Linked DNA regions of Mus musculus: region 1 is linked to region 2. Evidence: chromatin loops called from intact Hi-C (ENCODE). Cell type or tissue: gastrocnemius. All regions are shown on one strand. Each heading gives the region's core, and the rest is flanking DNA. Links, peaks and the distances in the headings are about the cores only.

Region 1 (5,371 bases), core at 82-5,081, 58 kb before region 2:
CTGTTTGTTGGAGGGATGTCATCCCTCCTGCTCAGAGAAGGCTCATGTCTCTTTCAGAAGTAGTTTTACCCTGACCCCCCTTATGCACCCCTCTTTCCTCTGAAAAGCCCCTTCCCAATTACCTATATATTACTTATAGAATCTTTTTTTTTCTTTTTTTTTTTTTATCTTTTTTTTTTTCCATTTTTTATTAGGTATTTAGCTCATTTACATTTCCAATGCTATACCAAAAGTCCCCCTTACCCACCCACCCCCATACTTATAGAATCTTTATGTATCCACTTTATCCAGAAAGTTCTTTCCATATCCTGAACAGCAGAGCCATGTAAGCTAAGAGCCAGGAAAGCTATAGACTCTAGAGTAATTGGTCAGATTTATATATAGAATATATCAAGAGCTCCACTAAAAAAAATAATAAAATAAATGAACTTGAACGGTTCACAAAAGAGGAAACATATTGTGCTAAAAGACACGTGGGAAAAAGTTCTACTTCAGTAGTAACAAAAGCAATGCAAATTTTAAAAAACCCAGGTACCACTTTCATCTATACAACTTGTACAAAAATTTTAAAAAGAAGAAAGAAAAATGAATATCCAGTAGCAGGAAGCATGAAGCCCAGTGACCTTCCTCATGCAGTGCAGTGGTCTTCCTCATGCAGCCCAGTGACCTTCCTCATGCAGTGCAGTGACCTTCCTCATGCAGTGTAGTGGTCTTCCTCATGCAGCCCAGTGACCTTCCTCATGCAGTGCAGTGACCTTCCTCATGCAACAGTGACCTTCCTCATGCAGCGCACCTCTGTGAGTTTGAGGCCAGCCTGGTCTACATAGTAAACTGTCTCAAAAGAAAAATAAAAGTGGACCCTGGAAGGAAACTCAGGTCTCCAGCTGTGGAGACATGTTTATCCATGAGCTCTCTCATCCCCTCTCAAGGATCCCCATATCATGAGAAAATGCTGCTTTTGTTGTTTGTTTGTTTTGTTTTGTTTTGTTTTGTTTTTTTGAGATAGGGTGTCACTATGTAGCACTTGGCTGGCCTGGAACTCACAACACAGATCAGGCTGTCTTCAAATTCATGGAGATCCACCTGTCTCTATCTCCAGGTACTGGGACTGAAGAAATGTGCCATCCTAGCCACCGAGAAAATATTTTTTATAAAAAGATTCATTACTTTTTTAAACCATGCATATGTGGAGAGATATGCACATATGTGTCTGGGTGTTTATGGAAGCCAGAAGAAGGTGTCAGATCTCCTGGAGGAGGAATTACCGTTGCTCACGAACCTTTGCTGTGGAGGCGTGAACTGAACCCCGTCCATCCTCTGAAAGAATAGTGAGTTGTCTTAACCTCTAGGCCAGTCTCCAAGCCCACGAAGAAGCTTATAAACAGCATTAAGCAAAACCAAACAAACAAACAAACAAAAGCCCCACCAACAGTTATACAAAGCTCATATCAAAAACAACAGGAAAAGAAGGCAACTGAGCTTGATCTGTTGTTCATTGGTTTGGTTTTGAGACAGGTTTTACTCTGTATCCCAGGCTAGTCTGGAATTCATTATATAGCCTAGGCTATCTTCAAGCTCTTGGCAATCCTCCTACCACAGACTGCCAAGTGTTAGACTACAGGCATGTACCACTGTATCATGTCTGGATGACAAGGGTGCATCACCATGCCATGGCAGGCTTTATTGTTATTGTTTAACATTATTCTTTCAAATTTAAAAATAGCTATTTCAAGTATATGAGCCTTTTACCTGCACTTGTGTACCTGGTGCCTGCAGCGGTCACCAGGTCTTCACTGTTGCTGCTGTTTGTTTGTTTGTTTGTTTCAAGATAGAGTTTCTCCATGTAGCTCTGGTTGTCCTGGAACTCGCTCTGTAGACCAGGCTGACTTCGAACTCAGAGAGCTCTCTGCCTCTTTCTCCCAAGTGCTGGGAATAAAGTCATTCATCACCACAGCCTGCCTAAAAGTAACTTTTAAAAAAAATCGCTGTCCTTTTTCCTGTCTGTAGATTAATATAATGAAGTCCTCTTTTTGATTTGGACCAAGAGTTAAATCTTAGGATAACAGTTAAACTTGTCATTCCTGCCCAGTAAGGCCCCACACTCTGGCCTGGGTTGCTGTGTCTTTCTTTAGATCCCCTGTGAAGAGCTTTCTCTATTGACAACCATGGAGAGTCAGGTGGGGTTTCATTCAGGCTGCGAGGAGGAACGATAACCCCAGAAACAATAAAAACAAACTCACTGTTGCTATGAACTTCTAGCACCAGTTCACAAATAATACAAAAGCACCCTCCCCCCCCCGCCCCTCCCTCCCGCACCTCCCCAACTTCCGGTCCTGTCTGATGAGGGAGAGGAAAGTCAGTAAACCCAAAAGTGCCAGAAGAGGATTGTGCCGTGACAAACAGGGAAAGGACCGAAGGAACAGGCCTGAAGGCTCACGGGGACCTAACAGATCTAGCGGAGGCACCAGTGAGGTGGCTGGCCTAAGGGAAGCCTCTAAAGGGAGCTCCTAATGAATTTAAAGACAGGTAAAGGTTAAATGGCAAATAGCGGTTAGAATTCTGAGCACACTAAAAAGCATGACCAACATTAAAATATTACATAGCTTTCCTTTTAGTCCAGTGTGTGTGTGGTGAGTTTGAGGAAGTAAAGAGGGCTGATATTTCGAGGAGTGATGTCAGCTGAGAGTAGAAAGTGAGACGGAGGTTACGTAAGTGGTCAGGAGCTGGTGCAGCCAGTAACACTCATACCCTGTCAGCATGAGGGCCTGAGTCCAGGCTCAGCGCCCACACAAATGCCAGGCTGTAGAGAGAGAATATAAAAAAAAATAGCTCAATGCCAGCCTTTGTCTTCCACTGGTGTTCACATGCCTAAACACACACACACACACACACACACACACACACACACACACACACACACGACACAGACATAACTTGCAAAAGTTAGGTCATATTAAGGGGAGTGTCACCCAGCTAGGCTCATAAGGGGAATGTCACCCAGCTAGGCTGGCTTTGTTGCACTGGGAAAGGAACCCAGAGCCTGTGCCCGCCAGACAGGTGGCCTACTACTGAATGGCATCCCAGCCTGGGTCCCCATGTCCCTGAAGGAATTTGGGTAAGGGTGTAAACATCTGTATTTTCCCTTGTAGGGACTTTTACCCAGATATGTGAGGATCTAAGAAGAAATAGAAAAAGAAAGAATCGTTACCATAAACAATTTTAAACAAATACAAGAGAAGTCGCAATACAATTATGGCCTGGCACGCGCTTGTCACCAGAAGAACAAAAGCAAAAGTATAACTTTAACACACTAAATATTCAGAGAATTTCCCTTCCTTCAACTTTTTAATTAATTAATTAGGATGGGGTCTTTCTACATAGTCCTGACTGTCCTGAAACTTACTACATAGACTAGGTTGGCCTTGAACTCATAGAGATCCACCTGCCTTGGTCTCCCTAGTGCTGGGATTAAAGGTGTGCACCACCATGGCCAGCTGTGTTAATATTCTTAAATCCAGGGCTCTGTGGCTTTCGTTTTATTTTACTTTTCAGGGTTTTTGTTTCTTTGTTGTTTTGTTTTGTTTTCAGACAGGGTCAGACCAGCCTTGAATTTAAGTTCTCTGTGTCTCTGGCTCCTAGCCCTGGGTACTGTCTCAGGCTCTATCTTTGCTTTATTACAGGAGGCCCAGAGTCAAAGGAGATATTTTTCATTTGCACGGTCAGCAGGTGACTCGCTAAGAACACGTTCAACTGCCCCTCAGTTCCAGCAGTAGTGTACCCTGTACCCATTGCTTCACAGAGAGGCCCAGTGGCTTGGTAAAGTTTGCTCTCTAGTTTGACTGTTGGAATTGATGTTATTTTTGTAAATTGACATTTTTTTTGGTCAGTTTCTAATTTCACAGTGGTGTTTGACATCACTTTTCTCGTCTCCTCTCTTCCCATTTGCTCTGCAAGAGCGTTACAAAGGTGTGCAACCTTCAGCCAAGGCTCCTTGCTAACGCCAATGAACGCCTAGCGTTATACAGACAGTGTGATATTTGAGTTTCCTGGTGGTAAACAGATCACCACCTGAAGTTGCCATTTTAAGCTCTTCCTTTGCATCTAAAATTTGTCCGTTGGATCAACACTCATTTAATTTATATAAGGTTACTATACACGGCAGTTGTTTCCTAGGTATTTTCAGAGAAACATGCTGATAGCCTCAGGCAGAGCCAGGAACACGGGCTTTGGATGGGATGGGATGGGAGTCTGTATGGATGGGCTGTTACAGTCCATTGAGACATTGCAGCCTTTTTGTTTAGCTTTGTGTGGGACTGAACCCTCTGGACTTCCCACGTGCTAGACAAAGGCTATGCCACTGAGCCTCCTCCCTTGCCCTGGATCTTCCAAGACAGTGTGCTTCACTATGTAACCCAGGTTAGCCCTCAAACTTGTAACTCTTCTACTTTCACATCCCAAACGTGGGGATCACAGGCACAGATCACCAAACTTGACTCTGAATGGATCTATCTGGTGACTGTCTGGACTGGACACAGGTGGGTGTTAGAAGTTAAAGGGGAGGAGCTGAAGAGATGGCTCAGTTGTTAGAATCCTTGTGGTGGACAGAGTTCAGCTCCCAACACCCCTGTCAATTGTCTGGAACTCCAGCTCCACCGGATCTGATGCCCTGGTCTCCACAGGCACCTTCATTCACATACATATCCCCACATTCGAGCACACACACATAATTAACAATAGTGAAGTTAAATCTTTACGAAGAGGAGAATGAAATCGGGCAGCATGGGCAAGTGTTGGAACCCTCAGAAAAGAGGCAGCGAGCCAGGCCCAAGAGGCTTCCTTTGTGTGTGAGCGGTGGACCAGGAAAGCGAAAGTAGGGGGTGGAATTAAGAGATAGCCTGCCTTGGAAACAGAGTGGCATCTCTTCTGGGCTTGCTTGAGTAACTTTCCGTTGCCTCTAGGAAGCCAGTGGGACTCTCTGCTCTGAGATAAGCAGGCCCAAACTCTATCTACTCCTCTCCCTGCTCCTAGAGGCTGTGGCTGTGTGTGCAGCCTGCATTTGGCTGCTGGGTGGAGGGACCATGTTAACACAGGGGAAAGAGCCTCAGATCTACTGCAGAGATGTTTGCAGGGGTTCATGCCCTTCAGTGGGTACGATCCCACTCCATGCTGATCCCACTTGGATCTGTCTTATCTATGCTTTCAATTTGGATCCTGAACAGGCCAGGGCTTTCTGCAAGCTGGGATGTTGGGAAAGTCTCTTCAGCTGTTTGACCCTACTCTCTTGCCTGTACCTAAGGCTGAGCAGTCCAAACCTCTGACGTCCTAGGGGCCAAAGCACCTTTTGTTTCCTGTAGGGATGGCTTCTCCACTT
Region 2 (5,371 bases), core at 195-5,194:
CCTCCCATCCTAACCAGCTAAAGCTAAGCTCAGCTTTATTTCTTCCTGGCCATAGGGACAACCACCTCTGCTGTGGCCCACAGTCTCATCTTCCTCCTGATTATGAGCCCAGACTCTCCTCCCAGAATGTATTCCATCATCTTAAAGACTACTGGCTGCCACAGCTACCCACCACTCCTATACCACAGAGGAATAGCCAGCTGGCGGCGGCAGACTATGGCCTTAATGTGCCTGTCTCATAAATACAGACTTCATGCCAGACCTTCAACCGTGCCTTTCTCTTAACCAAGCAGAAAGCTGAAACCGATCTACTTTAGGTAGCTGTCTGGTTCCAACCTAACCAGCATTGGGTCAGCCCCATGTTACTGGATCTTGGATTACAGACTGAGGGCAAGTTCCAGAAGGTTCTGGAAGCTAGCCAGTATCCTAAGAAGAGTAAAGGGCAAGCCAGCAGGAAAGAGGCCCAGTGGAAAAGTGGAAAGACACCTTTTCCAGGCTCTAAGGAAGAACAAGTAAAAATCAAACCCAGCTGTCTTCTCCACCCATTGTACCAAAGCTTACAGACTGGTGGGGAAATGAGATCCAGGGCCCTCGTGGATTCTACGCACCAATGGGGAAGGAAGCCAACTTGCCTGGGGAAAGCAAGATAGCAAAGTGGTCCTAGCCTCAAGAGAGGGGACACCTAGCTAAGAGAATGACGACAGAGGTTCCTGTCTTCATTAGGCAGAGGCAATATAAGAAGCCAACCTGGGCAGGCAAGTCCTCAAACCCCAGGAAGGCAGTACCCTGCCCCTGGGAGGGTACCACTCACATGGAACCAGAGGAAGCTGCTCCATGCATACATAGGGGAAGTTAGCAGGCAATTCTGAGCTCGGCTTCCTCCCAGCCACCGATCTGGGGGCGTGGGGGTAGGAAGCAGAGTTGCCTAGTACCACTCAAGCCAACCGTACAAGCTCCCTGGGGGATCCCACTGGGGAAACCAATGCTATAGCTTCAGAGACTGTATCCTCATTGCAGAACCGTGAAGACACCTGGGGACCCCCTTTTCTGCTCCCAGCATCCAACAACCAGCTGGGAAGAGGCAAACCGGGCACAGAAATAAAAATGCAAGAGATGGCATTTTTGAATTTTCTCTTTTTAATAAAAAGGCACCTATAAAACAGGTCAATACAGGCAGAGACCCCCGGAACAAGCCTAAAAAGTGTTTCAAAATAAAAACAGGAAGATGTCTTCACATATTGTATTTATATATTTATATTTTATATATATATTTATATAATGGTACAAAATGGCTGGGGTATGGCCATGGATGGAGGGAGAAGGCTGGCCTGTGGAGATCACCTTGGGAAGCTAGTGGTAGAGGTGGGAGACGAGGGCACAAGAAGAGGGCATTGGGCCCTTTGTGGCCGGAGCCCTCTCCTTGGAGCAGGGCAGGCTAGACAGTCTGGGCAGGGTAGGGATGTGGGTGGGGGCACAAGGCCCAGATGGAAGCAGGGAGGGCAGTGTCTGGCAGGAAGGACAGGTTTCCACCCACCTCTCAACACAAGAGACCTTGGCTATGGTCCCTGGGAGGAGCAGGGGAAGCCAGGGGCCTGCAGCCAGCTCTGGAGGGGGCTTGGTGCCTGGCCTGGCTGATGGTGGACAGCACCAGACTGGGAGAAGTGGGCACAAATTCCCTTTGTATTACAGCTGCCAAGGCAAAACCAGGCCCTGCAGGTCAGAAAGGCTGGGGACAGGGCCCTGGTAAAAGACACCCTGTCTAGAATGGCCCTTGGCCCTGGAGGCAGGACAGGAAAGGCCTTAGCCAGGGAGCTGCCCGCCACCTTACAAGGCAGGAAAGGACGTGAGAAAAACAGAAGTAGTTTACTCCTGGGGCCAAAGGGGACAAAACACCCATTCCTGTATGGCTTGAGTCTGACCAGGGGCGGGTGAGGGGCTCTCCTGGGAAGTCAGAGGAGAGGCAGTGGCTGTGTCTGGTGGGCATAGACAGATCTGGTGCATGGCCCTGAGCCCTGGACAGAAGGACCTTGCAGAGAGTAGGCAGGCAGAGGAGGCAACAGGATGTTCTCGCTCACACTGCCTTCCCTCGCTCTGCACTAGAGGTGGAGGGCCAACTCTGTACCTTCCTTCTTTGGTGAGAAGCAAGTGGTGGTTTCTAGAAGAGTCCATGCCCTGAAGGGTTACCTGGCCCACGGCTACTGCAGCCAGGGTCCCAGCATCCTAACCCCTCCATAGCTCCATTCTATGGGGCCACACGCTGCCCCTTCCTTCTCGCCTTTTATCCTAGAATGGGGATAAAGGGCTTCAAGTTCTGGCTAAGATGTAGCAGCAGAGGCACCCAGGCTGGGGGCCCTATGTCACTGGTGTGGGTAAACACATGTACATGTGCGCACCTGCTCTCTGGAAATCACTCAGCAGCAGACAGGCGGCCGTCGTAGAGGGACGGGGGTAGATTCTCAGTCCTCAGGGGCTCACCAAATGGAAGCCTAGATGGTCTGATCTCATTTTATAGGTGGGGCTTATGGAGGGTGCATAGGACTGTATGTCTCTGGGTCCAGAGGAATGAAGGGTGTGATCATTTGAAAGAGGGGGGAAGGTTTTTTTTTTTTTCTCAATCTTTTTTTTTTCTTGTGTGTGACTTCTATCAAGACACAGAAATACGGCACACGCACAAACCGGCACAAAAGCCCAGCTCTATTTACAGCTCCGCTGGCACCTGCCCACCTGGCCAGCTGCCTGCAGGGGGCGTGGGAGAGGAGGTCAGCCACGTCAGTAGGGAAAGGAAATGAGGCAGAAGGAAAACAGGGTAAAAGCAGAGAGACGGGAAGGCGAGAAACGGACCTGAAGCGCCGCCGGCAAGGTGACAGTCCACGACGGGTCAGAGGATGGAAGACCCTCCTCTCTCCCCAAGGACCCCCAAAACATAGCTGAAAGCGGGGAAGTGCAAAGACAAAGGGAGACAGAAGCTCCACGGGAAAGGGGGGGGGGGCAGAGGAGGCGCAGTCCTAGTGACAGAAATGGAGCAGAGCCCGATTCCAACTCCTCACCCGACACTTGCCGCTTCCCCCTCAGCTGCCAGCACAGCAGGTTTCCACAAACACCACTCCCCACACAAGCCCGTTCCCACCCGCCACCCTACCCCTGGACCCAGGCCATCCATCCCAACACTGGAGGAAAAACAAAACTTTTTAAAGTTAACATATTTTCAGTTTCCCCAGCCCCAGACCGAGGGGCCTGCTAGAAGGGTAGATTGGCCATGCTGCCCGGCGTTGGCAGGTAGCCCATCTGGCTGTCCAGAGACACACTGCGCTGACGCAGAGGGTGGGACACCATGAGGTTCTGCTGGGGTGGGGGGCCCATGAGGGAGCCCTGTGGGGAGAGCATGTGGGGAGGCTGGGTGTAGACCTCGCCCCCCACACCCCTCTGCTTCATCAGCATAAAATTCTGCTGGGTCATGAGGCCTTGTGGAGGGGACATGACCCCCTGGTGCAGGCCATGGGGCACCATGCCCTGTTGTGGGGGCACACCTGTCCTGCCCAGCAAGGACATCTGTCCAGGGTGGCACATGGACATGCTGAGCCCCCGCTGGACCCCCTGTTGGCCCGGGAGGTTGGGGGGTCGAGACGGGGTCTGCTCTGCCATCATGTTCTGCAGGTTCATGAGATGCAGATTGGGGGGCTGGGCCTTGGGGGGCTGGTTCTCGCTCTTGGGGAAGTACTGGAGGGTGCTGCTTGGTTTCTCAGAGGGGATGATCCTGGATAAGTCGAACTCAGGAATGCCGGTAGGGGTGGGCCGGATCACCTCACTCAGCTCTGGGTCATTCAGTACCGATGCCACCCCAGGGAGCACCCCGGGTGGGTATGCGTCGCCCATGCGGCCAGTCATGCCTTTGCCCATTAGGTGCTGCTGGGGGGGTATGGGACCCGGTGGCTGGGTGGGCAGGTCCTCGGGGGGCAGGGCCATGCCTGAAGGGTAGTGCTGCTGCAGGCCTGGGCCCCCGGCCCCGGTGGGGGCCATGGCACCGTGAGGTTGCTGCAGCCGAGGAGGGAAGGACATCATCTGGGAGGAGCTGGGCACAGGGCCACAAGGGGCATTTAGGGAGTCTGGGCCTCCTGGGGCCATCATCATTGAGTTTTGAGAAGAGCCCCCAGTCCCCTGTGCATTGGGATGCAGTGGAATGTTGGACCCCAGAGGGGTGGGGGAGGGCAACATAGTAGGGGGAGGCTCATGGGACAGGGGCTGCTGGCCTGGCAAGTTCATGCCCATGGGGCTCTGGGCAGCAGCAGGGTTCATGTGCATCTGGTTGGGCTGGTTATTGCTGATACCTGTGGGAGGAAGGACGAACGGGACATTAGAGGCCATGCCCACCCAGTTTGGGGAGGGGTCTCCCAGTCCTTCCCAGCCCACTAAAGAGCTCTGGGCTAGGTTTCATGAAGCGATGGTAGTCATTCAAACGGGGCCTCAGAGCTCACACCACCCCCATGAGCAGAGACTATAGAAGCATGCAGAAGCCAGCATGTCCACGGGGGCAATTCCTAAGCAAACCCACTGTTGCCACTCCCAGAGAGAGCTCTGCCTCCTCGCACCTGGCCCAGAGCCCTGCGGTGGTGGGGGTGGGGGTAGCAGGGGCCGGTCAGGCAGCAGCTCGTCATCTGAGGTGGCGATGGTCTTGATGGCGTTGTGGTATAGCGGGGTCGAGCTGGGCATGGCGTACTTGGACATCTGAGACATCATCAGTGACAGAGGGTTCTGGGAAGGGGTGGGGTCTGGGGAGGATGTGAACGGTAGGCTGGGGTTCATGAGGCCACTGGAAGGGTTGGCGGGAGGAGCGGAGGAGCTGTTCCGGGGTGCGCTAGGTGGAAGAGCACCTACAGAAGCGGAGAGACAGAAAGAGAGCGGGAGGGGGGGTGTCACTAGCGAGGTTAACGTCCCCCAAATCTCCACCTCACGTCAGACACACCCATATCCCACTGACCACAGGTTCCCTGTGGTCCCTACGGCCCATGCTTCTCCAAGCAGTTTCCCCAGTGGGGAAAGTCCTAGCTCCAAGTGGCACCCTTCAAGATGTTTAAGAGGCTCCGGCAGAGCATGCCCCTGCAGGAACCTACCCGCCACCAAGGCTCCCACCCAAGCCCACCTAGATCACTCACCCTGTTCCACGTTGCCCAGGGTGGAGGAAGAGTTTATGCTGAGAGGTGGCTGCTTGTTCTGGGAGACCCCAGGACTAGGCATGGCTGTCTTGGGAGAGGCGACCCAGCCTGGAGAAGGCACCGCCATGGAGGGAGACTTGAGCCTGCTGGGTGAGCCAGTGGGTGAACGCACACCGAGGGAAGAGCTGAGGACCTGGGGTGACTTGAGAGGTCCCGGTGGG

The links. Hi-C counts contacts between places; a loop is a spot of excess contacts. Peaks named below come from ENCODE experiments on the same cell type or tissue, not always from the same donor. Only the 100,000 strongest peaks of a DNase experiment are listed, where the experiment ranks them.
Region 1: it touches region 2 in a loop (1.9-fold over the local background); 10 of 42 quality-filtered maps call a loop at or near these places.

Annotation. Positions count from the first base shown.
Region 1 is chr9:44,565,134-44,570,504 of GRCm38, reverse strand. No RefSeq gene overlaps it. Among named protein-coding and RNA genes, the nearest start is that of Ddx6, 37 kb to the left of the region's middle. In gastrocnemius, for the core only: no CTCF peak of the experiment used is centred there; a DNase peak (open chromatin) is centred at 2,777; H3K4me3 peaks cover 220 bases; H3K27ac peaks cover 2,381 bases.
Region 2 is chr9:44,507,650-44,513,020 of GRCm38, reverse strand. It overlaps Bcl9l (B cell CLL/lymphoma 9-like), which reads right to left. Exons shown (of 9, transcript NM_030256.3): 7 at 5,151-5,371; 8 at 4,587-4,868; 9 at 1,115-4,325. The coding sequence ends at 3,238. It overlaps Cxcr5 (chemokine (C-X-C motif) receptor 5), which reads left to right. Exons shown (of 2, transcript NM_007551.3): 2 at 1-1,234. Among named protein-coding and RNA genes, the nearest start is that of Bcl9l, 11 kb to the right of the region's middle. In gastrocnemius, for the core only: a CTCF peak has its summit at 2,743 (motif pointing right); DNase peaks (open chromatin) are centred at 3,239, 3,547, 3,887, 4,602 and 7 more places; H3K4me3 peaks cover 2,054 bases; H3K27ac peaks cover 3,790 bases.